Linked DNA regions of Homo sapiens: all the other regions are linked to region 1. Evidence: chromatin loops called from intact Hi-C (ENCODE). Cell type or tissue: Calu3. All regions are shown on one strand.

Region 1 (8,000 bases):
AACCTGTCACCATCTAGTCTCAGGAATGGTAAAACACTCCCCAGGCCAGGTGTGGTGGCTCATGCCTGTAATCCTAGCACTTTGGGAGGCCAAGGCCAGCCAGTTTACTTGAGGTCAGGAGTCCAAGACCAGCCTAGCCAATATGGTGAAATGCTTTTTCTACTAAAAATAAAAAAAAACAAAATTAGCAGGAAATCGCTTGAACCCAGGAAGCAGAGTTGCAGTGAGCCAAGATCGCACAACTGCACTGCAGCCTGGGCAACAGAGCAAGACTCTGTCTCAGAACAAAACAAAACAAAACACACTCCCCAAACGGTCACATTCCAAGCAACAGGTAAGGGAACAATAGAGTAAATTCTGGACTGATTCAAGCCTTGACAAAATTTCTAGGGTGGAAGAGTGAGAAGGAGAGCAACATTTCATGAAAAAACAAGGTCAGAATTTATTTGCAGTGAATAATACTCTAGCCCTCCAACTCAAGTATGCAAGAAACATCACTTTCTTCATTTCCTAGAAATCAATTTGATTTCTACTTTAAGGCCCCCACCTGGCAGGAGAATTCATACCAGTCATTGCTGAGGTTTCATTTGCCTTCCCCACCCAGGAAACCCCAGACACAATAGTTCTAAGAAGACATAGATGTGGCCAGAGGAACTTCCAGGTACAGCACTCAACCTAGTCTGCTCTATTGGGTAAGACGGGCATGAGGTCGCCTCCCATTAGGACTAGTGATAGCATAATAGAATAGAGTCCTAGAAACTGAGACAAGGAAGCTGCAAACTCAGCCTGAGCTCCTTGAGAAGGATTGACTCACTGAGGGGGAGAACTCTGAGCCATGACTCTAAGAATGACAAGAATTTTGCCTCATAGAGAAGAGGAAAAGCATTCTGGAAAGATGTCACAGTGGAATGAAAGGACTAGGTCATTTTGGGAATGAGTGCCCAGAGGCTGATACTCATTTGGATGTGGAGAAGGCAAGGGTAAGGGAGGAATTTAGAAAAAAGAAAAAAATCTCCTTTGAGACAAGCCTGGCCAACATGGTGAAACCCTGTCTCCACTAAAAATACAAAAATTAGCCGGGTGTGGTGGCACACTCCTGTAATCCCAGCACTTTGGGAGGCCAAGGCAGGTGGATCACTTGAGGTCAGGAGTTCGAGACCAACCTGGCCAACATTGCAAAACCCCATCCGTACTAAAAATACTAAAAATTAGCTGGGCATGGTGGCGGGCACCTGTAATCCCAGATACTCGGGAGGCTGAAGTGGGAGAATCGCTTGAATCTGGGAGGTGGAGGCTGCAGTGAGCCCAGATCATATAGCTGCACTCCAGTGTGGATGACGGAGTGAGACCCTGTCTCGAAAAAAGAAAAAAAGAACAAAATCCCAAGGAAGACTTATAACGTGGACTGTGATTTTTTTTTTTTCTCTTGCTAGGGTTGGGGCCTGTGTAATAAATAACCCTTTCTCTTTCTCTCCTCAAGTTTGGAAGCAACTAAAAAATAAGATGCAGGAAACAGGCGAACACTTAAATGTCAACTTTATGGCAGATCAAAGCTGGATTGGGGGACACGGTGCAAATGAGCAGCCTCCATGAACTTCCTATCCCATTCCTGTCACAGCAAATGTAGACAGACTATTCAACCAGTCACAGGAGCGCTGCCCTGTCTGAGCAGCCCAGAATCTACTCTCAGGCAAGTCCTAAAGAGAATACCTGGTGAGGCTTCCCACCTCAACTTCTCCCTTGAAATCTTCACACCAGAAGGTGATCTGGTTTCATGCTCTACCTCCCACCATGGTCTTGAAATATAAAGGAGGGCAGCTGACATGAGATCCATGGGGATTAATATTTCCTGGTGACATTTCAGGTAAAATATTGGGTGGAGAAAATATTACCGGATGGGAACCATTCTTCTTGCCGGGAGAGTCAGGCCAGAGAGACTCCAGGAATGTGGCTCCAATAGAGACCCCTCCACAGGGAAGCAAGAAGTAGGGGATGGAGTTTCCATTTCACAACCCATATCCACCCTGTGGGCACTCGCATTGTTATTGCTTTCTGAAATAAAGAACTACCTCACATCTGCGTAGAAATCAAACTTTTCAGAGTACTTTCACATCCATAAAACAAGAACATAGATACAAAGTAGAAGAGTTTTCTAAAATCATCTAAGCCTATTTCTCCTTTTACAGATGATAAAATTCAGGCTAAGAGCATTAAGAGACCAGGCAAGGTGGATCACCTGAGGTCAGGAACTCGAGACCAGCCTGGCCAACATGGTGATGGATGCCGGTAGTCCCAGCTACTTGGGAGGCTGAGGCAGGAGAATTGCTTGAAACTGGGAGGCAGAGGTTGCAGTAAGCCGAGATCGTGCCACTGCACTCCAGCCTGGGCAACAAGAGCGAAACTCAGTCTCAAAAAGACAGAGACCAGCCAAGGGCTACACAATTAGTGGTCACCTGTCTCTCAGCATGACCAAAAGTCACAAGTTCCTTTGGCTTTAGATCCCCAACACAAAACCTTCCTCCATCTTTGAATTCTCTTCTCTGCAGCAGCTATCCTGAAAATCAACACAACTGTTGGAAAAGAGGGAATGGAAGGAAAAGAGCTCCTGGGAGTGGCTAACTGCTCTGGGTGGACTCACGACGCTTAGCCTATAAAATCTATTTGTCTATATTTGCATTGCCGGTATTCAGCAGAGGGGCTGATAGAGTGCTACGTAAGGTCTCCATTCTGACGAACCGAATGAATGCTTGCATGAATAGATGAATGGCTGAAGAGCCAGAAAACCGGAGATAGGAAACATTTTTTCGGAAATGGGTGAAGAAGGATTCTTTAAACAGCAGAGCAGTAAACTTGGCATTGCTCAGAGGCCTGTGTTGGGCTTGTGCTCCGGCTGGCGCCTCTCCCCATTCTCCAAGCATCTTTAAAGGTCATCTTGGGTTTTTTCCTCTCCTCTCCTTCATCCCTGTATCAAATTTGTTTCCAAGTTCTCTCATATCTCCTTCTTTTCCATCTCTGTTGCTACATCCTGGCCTAGGTGCTTATCACTTTGTGCTGGCCTGGACTCATATGTTGGGGCAGGGCTGAGCACAGAGGCCTGGGAGGCAGTTAGGAGGCTATCTCCCTGCATCAGGCTGCAGCTGACACCTGCTTTTGTCTCCCCTCTCCCTCCACTGCCTGTGGCCTCCTCCTTATCGGCTACCCTCATGTGCACCTTCAGCCTCCTCCCAGCCAGCTCTCAGCTCTCACCAGGCCAGGCACTTCCCACACTTTCAGGCTCGCTCCACCCCCTCACCCGTGCCCTCCCCTCCCCCAGCCCCTTCCTCAGGTTTCAATTAACTAGCTGCCCATAGATTGCAGCAAATTTATTCTCCCTGAAATAGAAGTGACCCATAACAAGGCTTAATGAGATCATCCCCCAAGGAATTTAATAAGGGACAATCCCTTTAGCCAGTCAGATGAGCGTGTCAGCTGTGTGTGAGGGAGTATTGGGGGAGGGAAGGCAGACAGTGGGTGCCCCACCTCTGGGGTGTGTTGGTGGTCCGGGCCCCTGGGGCAGGCGGCAGCGGGTGTGGGAAGCAGAGAGACCTGGCAGACCGGCTGGGTGGGACAGCACAGAAGCACAAGCTCACCTACTTCAGAAGTGTGCCAAGAGCTAGCAGGAAACCTGATGCCCTCCCTGACTCAGCTTCCCAGGAGCTCCCCAGGGCAGTCCTAGAGGTCACAAGCCCAAGAGTTTTAGGTATCATGGGAGGAAGATTGCAGAGTGGACCCTTTGCCCCCCAGTAAATTAACAGAGGTGGGGATGGATGCCCAGCATGGTTGCACGTCCCTTACAGAGCAGGGGAAAGAGGACATTTGTTTTTCCTGCTCTTGAAAGCTGATCGCCTCTGCAGCCAGGCGTGGTGCCAGTTGTGGTCAGCGTCTAGCCTGCTGGCAGATGGGTCATCAAGGACTCAGGGTGAGTCCTCAGCTGTCTGCATTTTGCAGCAGCCACCTCAACGACACACCTCCTTGGCACCCACAGCCCCCCACATGAGAGCACTAGCCTGCTCACCCATTAGAGAACGATTCTTCCTTCTCACAACGGTGCAGCACTCAGCATCTGCCCATACAGAGTCTCCAAAAGCTAGAGCCTGAGAGGCTCCTAGGTGTGACCCGGTTCAACCATTTCCCTAATTTACAGATGCACAACTGGGACCCAGGGAGGTTAAGAGACTTCCCTAATGTACTGGCTTTCTGTGTTGCCCACAAATCATCTAAAAATGATTGTCATATAGCAGATTAAAATAGCACATACTTAGCGTCATTTCTATGGGTCAGGAACCTGAGCTCAGCTTAGCTGCCTCCTCTGCTCCATGGTTTCCCCAGGCTGAAATCAAGGTGTCAGCTGGGGCTGGAGTCTCATCAGAGGCTCAAGCAGGGAAAGACCTGCTTCCAGGCTCCCTCAGGCTGTTGGCAGAATCCATCTTCTTGCAGCTGTAGGACCGAAGTACCCATTTTCTTGCTGGTGGTCAGCCGAATGTTCTCGCAACTAAATGCTGCCCCCTCTTCCTTGCCAAGTGGCTCTTTCCATAGGTCTTCTCATAGCAGGTCAGTTTCTTCAAAGCCAATAACTGAGAGAGAGTCTCTAACCTCAGGGAGGGGCCAGTCCTTAAAAGCCTTTTAAGGCTTTTAACTGATTGAGTCAGGCTCACCCAGATGATCTCCCTTTTGATGAAATGAAATCAACAGATTTGAGACCCTAATTACATCTTCAAAATTTCTTTACCTTTGCCATATTCTGTTTGTGAGAATCAAGTCACACAAAATTTGAATGTGTCCCACCCACATTCCAAGGGAGGGGATTATATCCCAGCTACTTGGGAGACTGAGGCAGGAGGATTGCTTGAACCTGGGAGGTGGAGGTTGCAGTGAGCTGAGATTGCACCACTGCACTCCAGCCTGGGCGACAGAGCAAGACTCTGTCTTGAAAAATAAATAAATAGGCCAGGTGTGGTGGCTCACGCTTGTAATTCCAGCACTTTGGGAGGCCGAGGTGGGTGGATCACGAGGTCAGGAGTTCGAGACCAGCCTGGTCAACACAGTGAAACCCTGTCTCTACTAAAAATACAAAAATTAGCTGGGCGTGGTGGTGCACACCTGTAATCCCAGCTACTCGGGAGGCTGAGGCAGGAGAATTGCTTGAACTCGGGAGGTGGAGGTGGCAGTGAGCTGAAATCACACCACTGCACTCCAGCCTGGGCGACATGGCTAGGCTCCACCTCAAAAATAAATAAATAAATAAATAACATGAAAAGTAGCAGATGGGAAATTTTAGGGCCATTCTAGGGTCTGTCTACCACATCTAATGTCACACAGCTAGGTAACAGCAGAAACAACATCTAGAACCTAGGTTTCTTATAGAAACAGGTCCCTGGGGCCAGTTACATTTCAGAATTCAGAATGTTCCAGATTTCAGATAGGTAATCAGGTGCTTATACCATAAACATAATACCCCCAAGCAGCGCCTGGAGGAACACCCAGGAGTCACACGCCTTAGAGTTCTGCAGTAGACCAAAATGGGGGTTCAGGTGAGGTTCTGCTGCCAAATGAATTCAGGTCAGATCAGGTTTTGTCAAATGAATTATGAAAAACCTTTGGGTTTTAGAGCTTTGGGGGCTTTGGAAATTCCAGTAAGGGATTGTGAGCCCATAATTGACACTCATTGAGTTCTGACCATATGCCAGATTTGGGCTAAGGATGTGCATTCTCACAGCCCTGTGGGAGAAGCAGGTTTTTGAGATTTTTTATTTTATTTTATTTTTGAGATGGAGTCTTGCTCTGTAACCCAGGCTGGAGTGCAATGGCACAATCTTGGCTCACTGCAACCTCTGCCTCAAGGGTTCAAGCGATTCTCTTGCCTCAGCCTCCTGAGTAGCTGGGACTACAGGCTTGCACCACGCTCAGCTAATTTTTGTATTTTTAGTAGAGACGGGGTTTCACCATATTAGTCAGGCTGGTCTTGAACTCTTGACCTCGTGATCTGCCTGCCTTGGCCTCCCAAAGTGCTGGGATTACAGGTGTGAGCCACCGAGCCCGGCCATTTTTGCGATTTTTAAACCATTTTCCTTCCTATATATCCTTCCCTTCACTTATTCTCATTCAAGTCAGAATAAGGCTCTGCATTCATTGATGTGGAGGTGGGAGGAGGCTGGGTAGAGCCTGAAAATCTCTCTTGCTTAATTTTGACAAAGCTGCTCAAGCCTCAGACTGGGGAGGAAATGTAGGCCTTTGATAAAACACTTCTGATAAGCAAAATAAATACATAAATAAGTAAAAAACACAAAACAAACACAAACACCAAAGACTGGAAATAGATCCCACACACCAGGCTAGGTAGAGGAAGGAGAAGGGCTGGGGGCTTCTGGCAGCATTCCCAAGCCGGCAACACTCCCTGAAGGCTGCATGCTGTGTCTAAACAACTGGCATCCTGGGTGCCTCTCAGTGTGCTTCCCTGGGAATGGAGGGAAGGGGCATCCTGGCTAGACACTGCTTGGCTCAGGATTGTCTTTCATTTGCTTTCTCATTATGTTGTGTAAGTGAGTCTTCTCTTTGCACCAGAGCAAGTCTATTTCTCTCTAGCCCAAGTACAGAACTTGTTGTTGAATAGATATTGCTCAATAAATGCTCATTTAGGGCCGGGTGCTGTGAGAGGTCAAGGAGGGTGGATCGCTTGAGCCCAGGAATTTGAGACCAGCCTGGGGAACATGACGAAACCCCATTTCTGCAAAAAATACAAAAAGTAGCCGGGCATGGTGGCAATAACCTATAATCCCAGCTACTCAGGAGGCTGAGGTGGGAGGATCTCTTGAGCCTGGGCTGCAGTGAGCCATGATCACACACTCTAGCCTGGATAAAAGAGTGAGACCTTGTCTCATAAAATAAAAAACAAAATAAAATAAAATAAGCTCATTGAGGGACTCTCTTCAGTGAGTACTGTGGGTCCCTGGCCCCTCCCTCTAGGACTTCCTGTGTAGTTTACATGCTCTGAAATATTTGCTTTGGTTAGGAGACCCTCTGTTTGTGTGTTTTTTGTTTTGTTTTTGTTTGTTTGTTTTTTTGAGATGGAGTCTCGCTCTGTTGCCCAGGCTGGAGTGCAGTGGCGCTATCTTGGCTCACTGCAAGCTCCGCGTCACAGGTTCAAGCAATTCTCCCTGCCTCAGCCTCCCGAATAGCTAGGATTACAGGCATCCACCACCACGCCTGGCTACTTTTTGTATATTTAGTAGAGACAGGGTTTCACCATGTTGGCCAGGCTGGTCTCGAACTCCTGACCTCAGGTGATCCACCCACCTTGGTCTCCCAAAGTGCTGGGATTCCGGGCGTGAGTGGCACCCAACCCTCTGATCTATTTCATCAAGGCTTCTGTCAGATTTCATGTATCATCCTCCCCTCAAGGGACCAGAGCCTCATGCTAAATGAGTGCAATCCCCAGGCCTAAAGTAGGAGAGTGGTTTGAGTGCTAGGCTTGTCCTTTTGGGAGCGAATCTTACCATGTGATTTGACTTTGGCCCCAGAATCCCAGGGATAGCCTTTGAAGGACTGGTTTTGTCCTTTTCCCCTTCACTTTGAAAGTATCTTAAAGATATGACTGCCCTCTGGTGGCTAAAATTATATATGTCAACGGCCCCCTGCCCTTCAAACATGATCCTAACAAGTGATTGAATGTCCTAGGAAGGAGTGAGCTGCAGGGTTAGGTTATGGGGTTTGTTTGGGATTGGGGTGAGAGAGTAGGCCATAACACTTCTCTCTGTGTTTACTGGCATAAATACCAGACTTCGGGTAGTTAACAGGATCTGGGTCATTTTGGGTGTAAAGTTCTTGAGGGCAGGGAACTACTTCAGTTTGGCTCAATGTTTTATCTAGTGCCTAGCAGAGCGCCGGGCACACAATACCTGCTCAAAAATGTTTATTGAATGAATAAACTGCTCCCTCAAAGGGAGCAACCACAACCTCGTTCA
Region 2 (8,000 bases), 330 kb before region 1:
CAGACTGGTAGCTTAGAAACAACAGAAATGTATTTCTCACAGTTCTAGAGGCTGGGAGTCCAGGACCAAGGCACCAGCAAATCTGGTGTCTGGTGAGGGCCTGCCTCCTGGTTCATAGCCATCTTCTCACTGTGTCCTCACATGGCAGAAGGCGGAGGGAGCTCTCCAGGGCCCCTTTTATAAAGGCATGAATCTCATTCATGAGGGCTCAGCTCTCATGACCCCATCACCTCTCAAAGACCCTACCTCCAAATACCATCACACTGGAGAATAGGTTTCAACATATAAATTTGGGGGAACTGGGGCACAGACATTCCATTTATAACAACCTTTTCTTCAAATCTCTACCTCAGGATGAAGTCTGGACACCTTAGACTGGCACTTACCCCCACAGGCTGCCTGCACCCATACCTTCTCCATTAGCTTTTCCCTCCCTGAACCCAAACTTCACCCAAGCCAGCATTCCCCCAGAAATATCTGCACCTCCACACCCCACTGTTCCCACCTATGACTTTGCTAAGACATGTCTGTTACAGGGGACTCTTCCCTTCCCCTCCTCCCTCTGCTCTCCAAGTCTCACCACCCTCCCCATCTCCATCCTGCATAACGATGTCACCATTCTTTGGTGCTGAGGCCAGGCAGCTAGTGGGGCTTTTTCATCGTGATTGTCTTGGTCCCAAACTGAACTGAACCCCTCAAAGCCTCCAGGACTGCCATGAGCTCCTGCTTGCCATCCCATCCCTGTTCCCTGGCCCACTGCTTGGAATGCAGCAGGCCCCCGACAAATGCTTACCTGCTTCAGTGGGCAAAGGCAGCTCATGGACCACACTTTTGTTTCCTGCAGGGGGACCACAGACACGTTTGAGTTTGACAGCATCTACTTGGGGGACATTGCCTCCCTCTGTGTGGGCCACCTTGCCAGGGAAGACCGGTTTATCCCCAAGAGAGAACTTGCCTGGCATGTCAAGACCATCACCATCACCGAGATGGAGTACGGCAATGTGTATGTACTGAGCCTCTCCCCAAGGAAGTGCCACTCCCTCAGCATGGGGCAGGGACTGAGCTGGACCATGGGCAAGAGAGCAGGGTATGATGAGGTCTCTTCTTCAAGGTCAAGATTACCCTGTTCAGGAGGCCTAGAAGGCAGGAAGGGAAGAGACAGCTGTATGCTTCTGAAGCTATCTGGATTGTGCATCTACTATCAGAGGCAGGGGAGTAGGCCAGATGACCTGGGGTGCATCTAGTCTTTGGATCCAGGGATGCTTCCTTGGAAGGATACTGAGAAAGTCAAACAGTGCCAGAGAGCAGAGACTTTCCTTGCCTTCCCCTTCCCTCAATCTAAAATGACAAAGAAACACAGTTATGAAGCCTGCTGTTTACACGGTCATAGTGAAAACCCACCATCCATGTGGGCAGAGTAGGGACCAGAGACAAGCTAGGGTAATCCAATGGTCCATCTGCCTCACAGTACCCCAGATAAGGGGCTTTGCATTCTCTCATCAGAGCCTTCTGGAGACTCAGACATTTCTGGAAGATTAAGGGTCTTAGTTACCTGGGCAACATAGTCACAGTCATCAATTTGTCTAATTAAAACCCCTTGGTAACCAAGCTGGAAGCCAGGAAGAGCCCTGAGGCTCTGGAAGGCAGGAAAGGTGCTGAGAAGGAGCCAGGGGAGGGTGGAAAGGGGAATCCAAGATCAAGGCTTGCCAAAGGGTAAGTGAAAGCTGAGTACATAGCTCACAGGGCCAGAACCACTGTGGACGCTCCCACATCTGCACCTCTCCCTGGGGCTGGCCCTGCTCATACCACACCCTAGAGCCTTCCCTGCACAAGGAAAGGTAGCCCTTGTCTGCACAGAAGCGGCAGCCAGGCTGGACCTAGGCAGAGCCCTCGGCTATGGGCTCTGGCCCTCAGGAGGCCAAGCTTCTCAAAGCCACACTTGTCCAACCTGCAGCTCCCTGGATTTGGCTCCCCCAGACCAAGCAACTCCTTGGGAATTTGGCAGAAGAGGTTCTGACCTCTGCTCAGACTGCCATAACAAAATATCAGAGAGTGGGTGGCTTAAACAACAGAAAGCTATTTCTCACAGCTTTGGAGGCTGGAAGTCTGAGATCAGGGTTCTAGCATGGTGGAGTTCTGGGAGCACTCTCTTTCTGTCCTGCACATGGCCGCCTTCTCTCTGTGTCCTCACGTGGCAGAGAGAGAGAGCTCTGGTTTCTCTTCCTCTTTGTGTAAGGGCACTAATTCCATCATAAGGGCCCCACCCTCATGACCTTATCTAAACCTAATTATCTCTTGAAGTCCCCCATCTCCAAATACCATGGCATTGGGGGTTCCAGCTTCAATGTATAAATTTGGGGAGATACAACTCTGTTCATAGCAACTTCCCTCTTGAGCTATGGCATTATTTGCTGCTCTTTTAGAGAAAGCCCAGCTCAAGTACAATCAATCCTGTAGGAGTTGCTCTATGTGGCTGCTAGGACCAGTACTGATGAGAACTTGACAGCTGGGAGACTATCCCAGAAAAGTGAATGACTCACTGAGCAAGTCAGGGCCAGGCCTAAGCCCTTTCCATGGCTCAGTACTACCTCCCATCCACAAGGACTGTGTCTGCTGATACTGCTCATCTGCAAACCTCCCAAAATAAACAAAACAAAATAAAATAGTCACCCTCACATTACCCTTAAACCCACAATGTTGGCCGAGAGAGAGTTCTCAGCACCACCTGGCACCTTCCTGTCTTAGGAGGAAAGGAAGGCAAAGGCCCAGCTGTAAGCTTCCTGCCCCACAGTCCTGGGCCTCAGTTGTAGAATTTTCCATCCTGCAGAAGAAAAAGCCGCTCTTAATTGAAGCATCTTTCCCTCCAGCCTCAGGAATGCAGCCTGTCTTTTGTTGTCACCAGGGCTGGAGCGGGGAGGAAGAGATATCTGTGAGGAAGGGGCTCTTCCTGAAGTGAAGGGGTTGCAGGGGGTCCAGGCCTCTGGATACTAGCGCTGTCACCTGGTCAACTGTGTGGCCTCCAGCAGTTACCCATCAACTCCTTGTGCTTCACGCTGCCCTTTGGGAGGAGAGCTGGATGCTCTATAGGGTCTAGGGTAGAGGGACGATGGCAGGGGTGTCAGCCTAGGAGCTCTCTGAAGTCATGCCCTAGCTCACCCCTGCCTGCCTGCAGTTCTCAAGCCTGTGGTCTCTGCTGGATGAAAACCTGTCACCTGCAATTCTCAAGCCTTATTCTCTGCTGGATGAAAACCTGTCGCCTGCAGTTCTCAGTGGTCTCTGCTGGATGAAAACCTGTCGCCTGCAGAAATACCACCTTCGTCCAGAAGGGGGACTTTGCAGGCATGTTTAATCGTGGTGACAATTCACATGGCCTCATTCTAGAAGGAACCTACATTCTGCATTATAAAACCACTTGCTTAACACTGTGTGTAACATCCACAATTCCTTTCCTGCCACCATGTTAGCCATATTTGGAGTTACATGAATTACAAATGAATTTAATCTCAATATCTCATACACACAATAACTCCAAATGTCCATCTCACAGCTATTTCCATTCTGATCCCTCTTTTGCAGTGTGCTGTTGACCTTCCTGACCAGTTCTCATTCATCACTAATAGCCTCAGGATTTGGGTGAAAGGTCATACAAAAAGACCTTATTTTTTAACTGAAAACACCTTTATTGTTTATCCCGGTAGCATATCTAATACACAACCATAAAAATTCAAATACAGAAACGTATGTAAAAGAAAGTAAAAATTCCCTACAGCCCTGCCCATCAGAGGTGGCCACCATGATGAGCATTTTGGTGACCCCATTCTCTCTGGGATTTTTCTAATACACAATGTTCACAGATGTGTGCTTATACATAGTTTTGAATATGTATCACTTTTTTCTGCTCATTTTTCTCTGCTTTTGCCTTTACTCTGGCTGGACACCTTCCCCCCTTTCTAGCAGGAGCAGCCCGCTGAGTGTCCTTCCAAAGCCAGAGCTTTGTGTAAGTCTGCAGGGCCCACATTTTGGTGATCCTATAATTATGTCTATCAGAAAACATTTCCTTATATCTACACCAGGGAATATTTTTCAGCCATCAAAAATAATGAATTAAATACATACCAGATGACTTGGAGCAATTCCCAGGAAGTATTATTGAGTGAGAAAAGCGAGACACAGGAAAACATGTCTTATGTGATGCCGTTTTGTAAAGGGAACACTGACATCCCCATATGTCTATGTACACGTGGGTCTGTGCAGGGTTGGGTGAAATGGAGGGAAATTTGGCAGGCTACACCCTCAACTGTTACATGGGTTATCTGAGGAGAAGCGATGCTGAAGTGAGAAGGAGAAAGAAAGAGAGCCAAGCAAAGAGGGAGCAAAAAAAAGTACGTTTAGAAAAGTATGTATATGATCAGATGATTTTTGTATTTATATAGAATGATGCATATTAGTGGGCATATGCATAAAGAAATACATTTTAAGAGAATTTTAAAACAATGCAAGTATCTCCTCCTCTAAGAAATTGTAGTATGTAACAACAATCCAAATTTATCAAGTGATAAATTGGGGGAAGAAGGATCTCAAAACAGAATAAGGATTTCCTGCAAATGTCTTTAAATGGCTTATTCTTCAGGGCCAGGCAGGCTCTGGCTCTGGGTCACCTTAAGCGCTGACTTTTCTTCTTCAAGTCTCAGTTCCTCCTCCTATGAAATGGGAGGATGATGCCCAGGGTTGTTGTGGGAGCTAATGAGATTCAAGAATGCAAAGTCCTGGAGTTGTGTAAGCAGGCAAAAAACCAAAGGTGTTTTTTTTTTTGTTTTTTTTTTTTTCTGTTAAGAATGTTCATCTAAAATAGGGTTTGATTTTGCACCATTGGGCACACCTTTTCAGTGTTGCATTCCTGAAGTTGTTAGCCAGCACCAAGACAGCTTGTTTTCAAAGGTGTTAGCATATTAGCAATTTGGAGTGGGAAGAAACCATAGCAATTGTTCAGTCCAAACCTCCAGCTTCGCCAATGGGAAAATCAAGATCTGGGTAGGATATGTGACTTGTCCAAGGTCACACAGATGGTAGGTGGCAGGGCTGGGGCAGACCATGCCCTCTCACATCCTGTGCAGCATTTTCCCACCATGCTGTCTGGCTTTTTCCTTTATAATTCCTGAACCCACTGTCATTACCCAGAGGCTAAAATTGGGGATGTGCAAGAGAAGGTTTGGGAGGACTTCTTGGTCCAAGACCATTCTCTTGGCTCTAGACTTGCTTCTGCTTGTGATGGCTTCTTCGATAGAGGACTTTCTCTTTCCCTTTGTACTCTGCAGTCCATGAACACACACACACACACACACACACACACACATACATATATATACAAACTCTTTGTTCAACTCAGCCAAGTGTAAGGGATCTGGGAGCGTACATTTAATAGTCATATTTCCACTTGGTTTTGCCTAAAATTGTCACTCTGGATTCAGCAACTCCCTCTAAAGGTGACAACACCAGGTACAAAAATTAACCAGTCCCTTTAAGGGAGCAAGAGTATCTGCAGATGGGAGTGAGCTTGGAAAAGAGCAGGTGACAGGTGAGAAAGGAAAGCACAGCTGTGTGCAGTGACTCACACCTGTAATCCTAGTGCTTTGGGAGGCCAGCGCAGGAGAATTGCTTGAGGCCAGAAATTTAAGATTAGCCTGGGAAGCATGGTGAGACCCTATCTCTACAAAAATATATTTTTTTAAATTAGCTGGACATGATAGTGCATGCTCATAGTTCCAGCTTCTCAGGAGGCTGAGGCAGGAGGATGACTTGAGCCCAGGAGTTCGAGGTTATAGTGAGCTATGATCGCGCCATTGCAGTCCAACCTGGGTAGCAAATTGATACCCTGTCTCTAAAGAAAATAAAAATTAAAAATACATAAAAATGAATAAAGGAAAACACAGGAAGAGGAGAGTCAGATCATGAGGAGTTTTGCAGACCGTTGTAAAGTCTTTGGCTTTTACTTGACATGGGAAGCCACTGGAGGGTTCTGAGCAGGGGAAGGACATACTTGGGCTTACCTCTCAATAGGATCACATGGCTGCTTCATAGAGAATTGACCACAGGTAGCAAAAAGCTAGAAGACCAGTTAGGAGGCTCTTGATAATTTCCAAATAGGAGATGATGGTGACTTGGACCCAAGTAGCAGGAGGGCAGATAGATACTAGACAGTTTTCAAGTGGGCTGGTTCTGGATATATCTTAAAAATAGGGTCGGCCAGGCGCAGTGGCTCACGCCTGTAATCCCAGCACTTTGGGAGCCTGAGGCAGGTGAATCATGAGGTCAGGAGTTCCAGACCAGCCTGGCCAAGATGGTGAGAAAAAAAAAATAAAGTCAACAGGATTTGCTTATGGATTGGACATGGAGTATGAGGGGCAAAAAAGAAGTAGAAGAATCAAGAAGCAACTGGAAGAATGGAGATGCCCGTCCATGGTGAATTTGAAGTTAAACAAGAATCCATACGCACATTTAAACCAACATTTCCAGCTCCAATATCCCATCACCTTGGGAAGGGATCATTTATAGATGAGCAAGGGGATCTGGGGGAGGGAGCAGCCTCGGCTGGGGTCTGCTTAGCCCCTACCCCTCCACTCTCCCACCTCTCTGCCAGGTACTTCTTTAACTGTGACTGCCTCATCCCCCTCAAGAGGAAGAGGAAGTACTTCAAGGTATTCGAGGTTACCAAGACGACAGAGAGCTTTGCCAGCAAGGTCCAGAGCCTGGTGCCCGTCAAGTACGAAGTCATCGTGACAACAGGCTATGAGCCAGGGGCAGGCACTGATGCCAACGTCTTCGTGACCATCTTTGGGGCCAACGGAGACACAGGCAAGCGGGAGCTGAAGCAGAAAATGCGCAACCTCTTCGAGCGGGGCAGCACAGACCGCTTCTTCCTGGAGACGCTGGAGCTGGGTGAGCTGCGCAAGGTGCGCCTGGAGCACGACAGCAGTGGCTACTGCTCAGGCTGGCTGGTGGAGAAGGTGGAGGTCACCAACACCAGCACCGGCGTGGCCACCATCTTCAACTGTGGCAGGTGGCTGGACAAGAAGCGGGGGGATGGACTCACCTGGAGAGACCTCTTCCCTTCTGTCTGAGGGGCTAGGGCCCCCACCCTCTCACTGAGATGCCCCAATCTCACATTTCTGCCCTCCACCTTGGCGGTCAGCAGCCCTTCAAAGCCTCTAGCATTGGCACTGGGGGCTAGCAGTCCACTGAGAACTTCATGGGGTCCTGCTCCCCACCCTACCCCCAGTTTATTGAACCTACAGTGATAATAATTAGCATGTGTCATAATCTGTGGCTGCCCAAAAATAATTTTTTGTATTTCCTTTTTCTGTAATAACAGTAGTGACCAGGCTGGGACTTGCTGCAGAGTGTGGATGAGAAATTGAGTCTTCACCCAGGGGATAGAAGTGGAGAAGCAGAGGCCATCAAGATGGTGTATTTTAAGCAAAAACTAATTAACACTTTTCCCCAAAAAAGCTAGGCTAATTAAATTATTACCAACCATATCCTATAAAGAACTCATCTTAGCATCTGCTTGCTAAGAAGTGTATACTTTTCCCCAGTTTCAATAAACCCAGTGGCAAGTGGAGAAAAACCTCAGGAAGAAGTGTTTTGCCGGGGGATTTATGAGCCTGTGAAAAGTAGATAATTCTTTCCATCACTTTACAGAGAACGCATTGGCAAGTGCCTGCTGGTTATCCCAGCCTGTGCTAACACAGTCAGGACTGGACACAAAGGTGATAGGGATGGCACCTGCAACAGCCTGGTCACTGGCACTCTAAGGCCGGGAGAGAAAGCAGGGTCATTGAGGTTATTTGGTGATTATCACCTGTGGCTCTCTGTGGGCAAGGTTTGGACTGAGAGCTGAGAGGGGCTTGGGAACAAAGTGAAGACCTGGTCTTTACCCTCAAGGGGAATGTGACCTTGATGGAGAGGCAGCAGGAGAACTGTACATTTGAGTACCCACACAG
Region 3 (8,000 bases), 120 kb before region 1:
GGTATTAACAGCTTAAGGCACTATACCCTCAATTCCAAAGGTTATGTGTATTTTCATGTAACAGCTTTATTGAGATATAATTCACATACCATAAAATTCACCCGTTTATAGTGCACAATTCAATGCTGGTTAGTACAACAGTCCCCTTATCTGCCGGGGATAGATTCCAAGACCCCTAGTGGATGCCTGAAACCATGAATAGTACTGAACCCTATATATAGTGTTTTTTCCTATGCATATATACCTAAAGTTTAATTTATAAATGAGGCACAGTAAGAGATTAACAAAATAGAATTTTAACAATATACAGTAATGTTATATGAATGTTGTCTCTCTCAAATCTTACCGTACTATACTCACTCTTCTTTTCATCAATCTTATAAACAAGACAGCTAGTAAGTATCTAAATGAGCAGACAGCATATACAGTATGGATGCGCTGGACAAACGGATAATTCATGACCCAGGTGGGACAGAGAGGAACGGTGTGAGATTTCATCATGCTACTCAGAACAGTGTGAAACTTAAAACTTATGAATTATTTCTGAAATTTTCCATTTAATATTTTCAGACTGCAATTGGCAGGTTACTGAAACCACAGAAAGCAAAACCATGGATAAGGGTGGGCTACTGAAATGTTCAGAGATGCAACCATCACCACTCTACTTTTAGACTATTTTCAAGACCCCAAAAAGAATCCCCTTACCTATGAGCAGTCACTCCCTATTTCTACCTCCTTCAGCCTCTGGCAACCACTAATCTACTTTACTTCTATAGACTTATCTATTCTGGATATTTTCTGTAAATGGAATAATATGTGGTCTTTGGTAACTGGTTCCTTTAACATCGTGATTTCAAGGATTATCAATGTTGTAGAATGTATTGGCATTTCATTGCTACTTACAGCCGAGTAACATTCACTTACACGGCTACACCATATTTTGTTTATCCACTCATTGGCTGATGGACATTTGGGTTCTTTCTCCTTTTGGCGATTATGAATAATGCTGCTATCAACATTCATTGTAACTCTTAGGTTTAACCATTTGAGGAACAGCCAAACTCAAAGTGGCTGACCATTTTATATTCCCACCAGCAATGTATGACAGTTCTGATTTCTCCACTTCCTCACCAATACCTATCTTTCTTATTCTAGTTATCCTAGTGGGTATGAAGTCGTATCTCATTGTGGTTTAGACTGGCATCTCTCTGATGGAAATGTTAAGCATATTTTCATGTGCTCATTGACCAACTGTATATTTTCCTTGGAGAAGAGTCTATTCAGATCCTTCGCTGATTTTTTAATTGGATTTTTTTTTTTTTTTTTTTTTAGAATTGAGTTGCAAGTTTTTTATATATTCCAGATACAAGTCTCTTATCAGATTCAATATTTCCAAATATTTTCTCCCATTCTGTGGGCTGTCTTTTTACTTTCTTGATGGTGTCCTTTGAGGCACAAGTTTTTTTTTTTGATAAAGTCTAATTTATCAATGCTCACGCATTTGGTGAACATAGCTAAGAAGTGTTGAGAGTTTCTAAAGGGAATCAGCTTCAGATCTTATTTGTTTCCACTAACATTGGGAAAGTCACAAAAGAGTTTTCATTCTCAGGAAAAAATTTGATTATGAAATATTTAAAATATACAAAAAGGTACAATGAATAACATACATTTGTGTCCTTGCTACCCAACTTATGAAATTTTACCAATAAAGCTGAAGTCCTCTGTGACCCCTCCATACCTCCCCTTCCAGAGGCAACTATTACCCTGAATTTGGTGTTTATTATTCTCATGCATGTTTATACTCTTACTAGATGTGTATGTATCCTTTATCTGTATGCAGTATTATATTGTCTTTTAAAATTTCAAACAAATAGCAGCATGTAGTGCATATTCTGCAACTTGCTTTTTCTCTGCCCCAAGTGAAGAAGCAGAGAAAATGGGCAGGAAAACCAGAAAATTGAGGTTTTGTTTTTCTGAACAGTTAAAAGGTACTAATTTGAGTCATTTTTTTAAAACATCTACTCTCACAAAGTCTACCTATGTAAATCCAAATACACAGTTATTCTTCTGTTACCAGTTTTCCCATCTGTAAAATTAGGATAATAATCTGTACTTCTTACCCCATGTGAAACTTTTGAAATAAACATTCTTTTAAAACTTTGAAAATCGCTTGTAGAAATTCAAGGTTCTGTTGGTGTTAGTCATCCAAAGCCTTCCCAAGGCTTAAGTGAGATGACAGAACTACAGTCTTTTGAGCAGTTTTTTGGAGTAAGCAGCTCTCTTGAGTTACTGCTTGAAAAGCCTGATGGCTCTGCAGAACAATGAATCATCCCCTAAAATCACATAGCCTTTTACTTTCAAAAAAGAAACCCAAGACATTCTTCATTTTACAGGTGCAGAAACTAAATCCTATAGCAGTCACTTGGCCTTTCTGGGATCTCCTGTTCCCTGGGTCAGGCCTAAACTCACTCACCTGGCCTCTGATCTAACCCTCTCATGCTGCAGAATTCAAGATCCATCCTCAAGTCAGATTTGCTTGCTTTAGAATCAGTCACAAAAGTGAGGGCTCAACAGTCCACTACACTTTACCTTTCCACTCTCGGGATGGAGCAATCATGAAAGGGGAACAGATGTGACTCTGAGATGTCAATTACCAAAGCACAAAAGAAAAAGCTGGTATCTTCTAAAAGCTTCAGCAAGGCCAATGGGGAAAAAAAAATTTTAATAAAAAAGAAAAAGTTGGCACCAAATAGCTTCCTTCACTAAAGGGTAAGAAGCTAGACAGATATAATTTACAACCAAGGTGTGTTCCCAACAGCAGGCCAGGGTCTATGAGCAGATTATACCAGCTGCTGCTGCCACACTTCCTTTCTGAGGGCTGACTTCGCTGCCAGCACTCACTCTCATCATTCACACTACCCTATCAAATGGGTCCTCAAGGCTTGGCAGGGAATCCTCATCACACAGAGAGATCCCTGCCTAAAGCCATCACCACCTAGAAGGCATGTCACGTGTACAATGAATTAAACCAACAGAGAGTATCAGGTGAATGGGTGCTCCTTCCAAATTTCTGACACTCATGATCATTACTTGCATCTTTTTCTGAACTCACTGCTCCTACCACTACTTACTGTTGCTTTCTTCTGCTCCAGGCAGATTCTCCCAGCCAAAGTTCCACTATAGGCCAGAACCTCTCTAATTCTATGAATCAGTGCTTTCAATCATGGAATCATGAAAAAAAAAAAAAAATCGTGCCTACCAATGACCTAGGAGGATCGCTCTTTCATAGAGCACTTGGTTCCAAGTGTGGTTAAAACAAAACCTAGAAGAAATTCACTTTACTTAGGTTGCAAAAATGGAGCTGAAAAGATACATATATATTTGGTAAAGATTCTTTATCTGTAATTAGACTATAATTATAAATAGTTGGTATCTACTCTGAAAAACAAAACAGTAAGGGAAGGAAAGGCCAAATGCCTGCAAAAGAACAGAAAGAAGCAGCCCAAATGACATAAAGCACTAGCTACAGGTTATATTACTTACTTGTGCCTAGTTTCTTCTTCAAAAGCAGTATCCAAGGGCAAAAGGGTTCAAACGTGAGATCCTAGGTAAACAGTTTCCTTCTAGAGTCAAAGAAGAGTTTTCCTTTTTTTATTTTTATTTTTTGTTTTTTGAGACAGAGTCTTGCTCTTGTTGCCCAGGCTAGAGTGCACTGGCGCGATCCTGGCTCACTGCAACCTCTGCCTCCTGGGTTTAAGCGATTCTCCTGCTTCAGCCTCCTGAGTAGCTGGGATTACAGGCACACGCCACCACACCCAGCTAATTTTTGTATTTTTAGTAGAGGCGGGGTTTCGCCATGTTGGCCAGGCTGGTGTCGAACTCCTGACCTCAGATGATCCGCCCACCTCGGCCTCCCAAAGTGCTGGGATTACAGGCGTATGAGCCGCTGCACCCAGCCAAAGATTTCTTATAGGTATTAATATGTCTACGTCTCAGATACAGGGTGGTATAAAAGAACAATTTCAAAAATCTGAAGATATTTCCTACTAGTTAATATTGTGTTTCCTAATTGTTAACAGATCATTTTCCAGTACAAGCAGAACCAAAAATTCTTGAGGAAAACTAAGAGATTCAGGAGTTGAATGTTTTAATAAAAAGAGGTTTCACTCTCCCTGGTTCCTCATTCCCCTTTATGTGAAGATAAGTTACAAACATCATGAGGTGTTAATATGGTAGTTCCTATCATTTTAATAACCAAATTAAAAATCTGAAAATAGAACCAAACTATGGAAAAAATTATTCAGTCTATTTTTCAAACACCCTATACCTGCTTCAATGTTTAACCACATGCAAAGTGCATGCCGTTGCAGCATCTTACCTTGACTCTCTGATCTCTGCAAAGTAATAACCAGCAGTGAAGTTTTGTTGCCAGGAGTAAAGGTGCCCAGAACAATAAGTCTTTGGCCCTCTTTGAAATCTCAGGTGGGGTTACAGGAAAGCTAATGCAAAGCTATTTTTATCAACATCCAACAATTATCCAAGGTTACTTGCAAAACTTCTTGGGAGTAGTTTTGCAAGTAACCTTGCAAGGATACAGCTCTTGCTTTGAAAACTCAGACATCTTATAAAGATAAGACTTGTTAACAAAATAGAATCCACTTTCACATTTAAAAGGTAACTTGGAAATTGCTCCAGGTACCACCTAATTAACTGAAGCAGATAGGGACAAAGAAAAAAAAAAAAAAACCTCAGAAGATATCATTGTTTAAATACACTCTATTTTATTTTGTCTTAAAATAGTTTAACCTTTATGCTACAGACTTATTTCAAAAAACAGAAAATCTTATCTTGCACCAAAAAATATATATATAACACTCTGTTTTATTATTTTTTCTCCAAAGACCATTAAATACTAAAGGGAAACAAAAACGAAATAATGAATGTAAAGAACCAAATTTTGTTTTAAAAACTAGAGTTGCACATTTGAAAACATTAATTCTAAGCAATGATTTGTCATCACTGCATCAAGTCCACGCTCACACTCCAGCAACAGCAGATCCATTAACTGCCAAGTGCATTGGTTCCTAGCCATACAATGGCTAACATTTCATTTTCACGGTAAGAGGAGCAAAAGGCTTCAATGGCCTCTGTACTCTTTAAGAAACAAAACAACAACAAAAATATTTCCTAGTTATCCAGTGATTTTTTTTTAAGATCACTACCTTTTAAAATTTGTTAAGAGAATAAGAAGTAAGTAGTGTTTTAAATAAAATGAAAAAATACAACAGCATCAGACTAAAATACGTGATTATTTTAAACAAACAGTGCACAATCTGAGGAAGTTTGGTTAGGGCACAATCATTTTTATATCTACATGGAAGTCACATCATACACATATTGGAGAACAGGGATTGGGGAGCTTGCTTTGCCTTAAAAAAGTTTAAAACTAAAAGACAAAATAGTGTCCCCAGCTTTTTCAAAAACCTTTGTGACAGTATAAAAAGCAGGTAACAAACTTAGTTTTAAGTTAGTTATGGTGCTAATCTGCTAAAAGTAAAGATGAACAAATGACTACATTAGTAAACCAGACAATTCATATTCATAATTGATAATAAAAGCAAAGTTTATGGGATGTTTGATTGCCAAGAATAAACTGAATGAAATAAATTGAATAAAAAAGAATGCATTATTCATTCAGTCTGGCCCCTACCATCAAAATGAAAAGACAATTACTGGAGAGCAGCAATTACAGGTTACATGGCAGTCATGATGATGCAACAGCTAGGTCACTGCTCTGTTTTTCACAAATTGGAGGGGGTGGAAACTTAACCAAGTCAGTGGCATAAACCAATCTGTGACCCACATGTACCATTTTAGCAGAGAGATTACTCTGAAGACAATGTCCTGTGAAGCATAAAGAACTACTTATGCTACCAAATGTAAAACTTTGATTAAGAAAAACCCCTTTAAAAGAAACTTCAAATGTCACAGGAGCTGTATACCACGGAATTGTATCATTAATACCTTGCCTGAAACCACACTCTCCACTCTTCTGGAAACAGCAATGAAAAGAGAGTTGAAACACAGTCTCTCTATAGTTATTAGGGGAAATGACCCAACCTAGTAGGGGAGAGCTGTCTATCTCTACCATCCCTTCCCCTCCCCCTCTGCATCTTAATATCCAAATCTCCGTTCTGGTCCATTAAGTCAGGCAGTTGGGAGCTGGACTAGGAATAAGTGAGGCAAAAGTGCAAGCTGACATAAAGGCAAAGGGCCAGAGAAGAGACTGGTTACAGCTCCACTCTGTTCCTAATCCACAGTGCACACAGCACGCCAACTCTGTAGAGGATGACTATATTAGGGACTATGAAGAAAATATGTCACACGGGAAATCACCTGCTGTGTGGAATTGGGAAAAAAAATATGTGGTTAACATAAGAACAGGTCATGCAAAAACATTCATTAAAATGGGCCTCTGCCCTGACAGTGGGGGAAAAAATAAGCTGCAAAAACTTCAAGTCACATCATCCACTCTATTCTCTTCTCTATGAATTTCCTGGAAAACACAGACCAGAAATTGTACATTTCTGCTTTGTCTAGTATTTTAATTCAAGTCAAAAACTATGTGTAACAGTAAAATTCAATAAATTAATCCTAAAGTAAAATGTGAAGGTCCAAGGATACACCAGTAGTGAATCTTCAGAAGGTCCTACTTTGCTCTGGCCTCTGGGTCTTTGGTTTTTGTCTAGAATTGTGGCCATGTGAGAGACTGATATATGAGTTGCTAAAGCTGGAGGTTCATGATCTTAAAAGCCTTATCTAACAAAAGCAGAAAATAAAAATAAAAAAAATAAAAGCTGATGAAGGACAGAGGCCAGATCAAATGAGATGCTATCAGAGAAGATCAAAGAACATATGCACAAATACATTCCTGTGGAAGAAGGAACATACAGGAGAACTAATGCAACAAGAAGCGTAAAGGAATAAACTTGTCTTTACAAAAAAAAAAAAAAAAGAAGAAGATGAAGAAGAAGAAGAAGAACAGGCTGGGCAGGTGGAGGCAGGCAGACACTGATGCATGTGTATGTGCGGTGTGTGTCATTCATCTCAGCAGCCCCCAGAGCACCCACCCCTCACAGTGCCTTATGCAGAGCAGGCACTTGGTAAATTTGTTTGCTGAATGAAAACTGAAAATGGTAATTCTCATACTCTTAATGATAAGAAGAGCCACCAGGGGATTTGGAGAGACAGGCAAAGGGCCATAGCAACGGTAACAATGGAAACAAAAACAAAAACAAAACAAACAAAAACCATGAAAAACAAAAGGTGAAGTCTTCTAAGCCAATATTACTTCACTCCCCCTGTGCAGAGTACATAGTGTTCTAACTCTAGGTATTGCTTTTAAAAGAATTCACTAGTAACTACAACATATTATAAGAAAGAAGGTAGTAACTAATGCCACAAAATTCCAATGCTGGCATTTCCTGAATTCCCTGAAGCTCCTGCTACCCTTTGCTAATCCTTTTAGACTCTGTAAAACTTACCAATGACATTAACGTGCTTTGCATCTGATTTCTTATGGTACATTCTGATTCTTCTTATGGTATTTTTTTTTAGAAGGTAGAGGAGAAAAATACCCAAATACAGCATCAGGTCCACTTCATCTCGGATGTTAAACAGTTGTTGCTACATACTCTTTATACAGAGACCAGCTATGAAAGACGGCACTTTCCTCTCGGATTTGCAAGTGCCTGTAGCCTCAGAGGCCACATAACTTTTCATATTCTTCCCAACAGGTTTCTATGTTCACCCGTTATTTGACTAAACCAGAAAAAAAGGCGAGGGAGAGAGATTTTTCCCACTGAACTCTTAATACCTTCAGATGCCCAGAACACCTCATGGTGGGTATCTATCTGAAATGCCTCTGTCTCAAAGGAGACATTTTGCAAAGAGTTATTAATTATTGCAACAAGGAGAACAACTAGGTCACCTTAGTAGTA

The links. Peaks named below come from ENCODE experiments on the same cell type or tissue, not always from the same donor. Only the 100,000 strongest peaks of a DNase experiment are listed, where the experiment ranks them.
Region 2: a loop joins it to region 1, with 5 times the contacts of the local background. A loop is called at or near these places in 22 of 110 quality-filtered maps.
Region 3: a loop joins it to region 1, with 4 times the contacts of the local background. A loop is called at or near these places in 10 of 110 quality-filtered maps.

Annotation. Positions count from the first base shown.
Region 1 is chr18:46,148,573-46,156,572 of GRCh38, reverse strand. No RefSeq gene overlaps it. Among named protein-coding and RNA genes, the nearest start is that of ARK2N, 21 kb to the left of the region's middle. RefSeq lists a silencer at 482-688. In Calu3, a CTCF peak has its summit at 7,616 (motif pointing left); DNase peaks (open chromatin) are centred at 682, 3,592, 3,912, 7,612 and 1 weaker place.
Region 2 is chr18:46,476,590-46,484,589 of GRCh38, reverse strand. It overlaps LOXHD1 (lipoxygenase homology PLAT domains 1), which reads left to right. Exons shown (of 41, transcript NM_001384474.1): 40 at 845-1,003; 41 at 6,638-7,317. The coding sequence ends at 7,118. Among named protein-coding and RNA genes, the nearest start is that of ARK2C, 150 kb to the right of the region's middle. In Calu3, a CTCF peak has its summit at 3,320; a DNase peak (open chromatin) is centred at 3,309.
Region 3 is chr18:46,263,751-46,271,750 of GRCh38, reverse strand. It overlaps ARK2N (arkadia (RNF111) N-terminal like PKA signaling regulator 2N), which reads right to left. Exons shown (of 5, transcript NM_145055.5): 5 at 4,759-8,000. Among named protein-coding and RNA genes, the nearest start is that of ARK2C, 66 kb to the left of the region's middle. In Calu3, no CTCF peak of the experiment used is centred here; no DNase peak of the experiment used is centred here.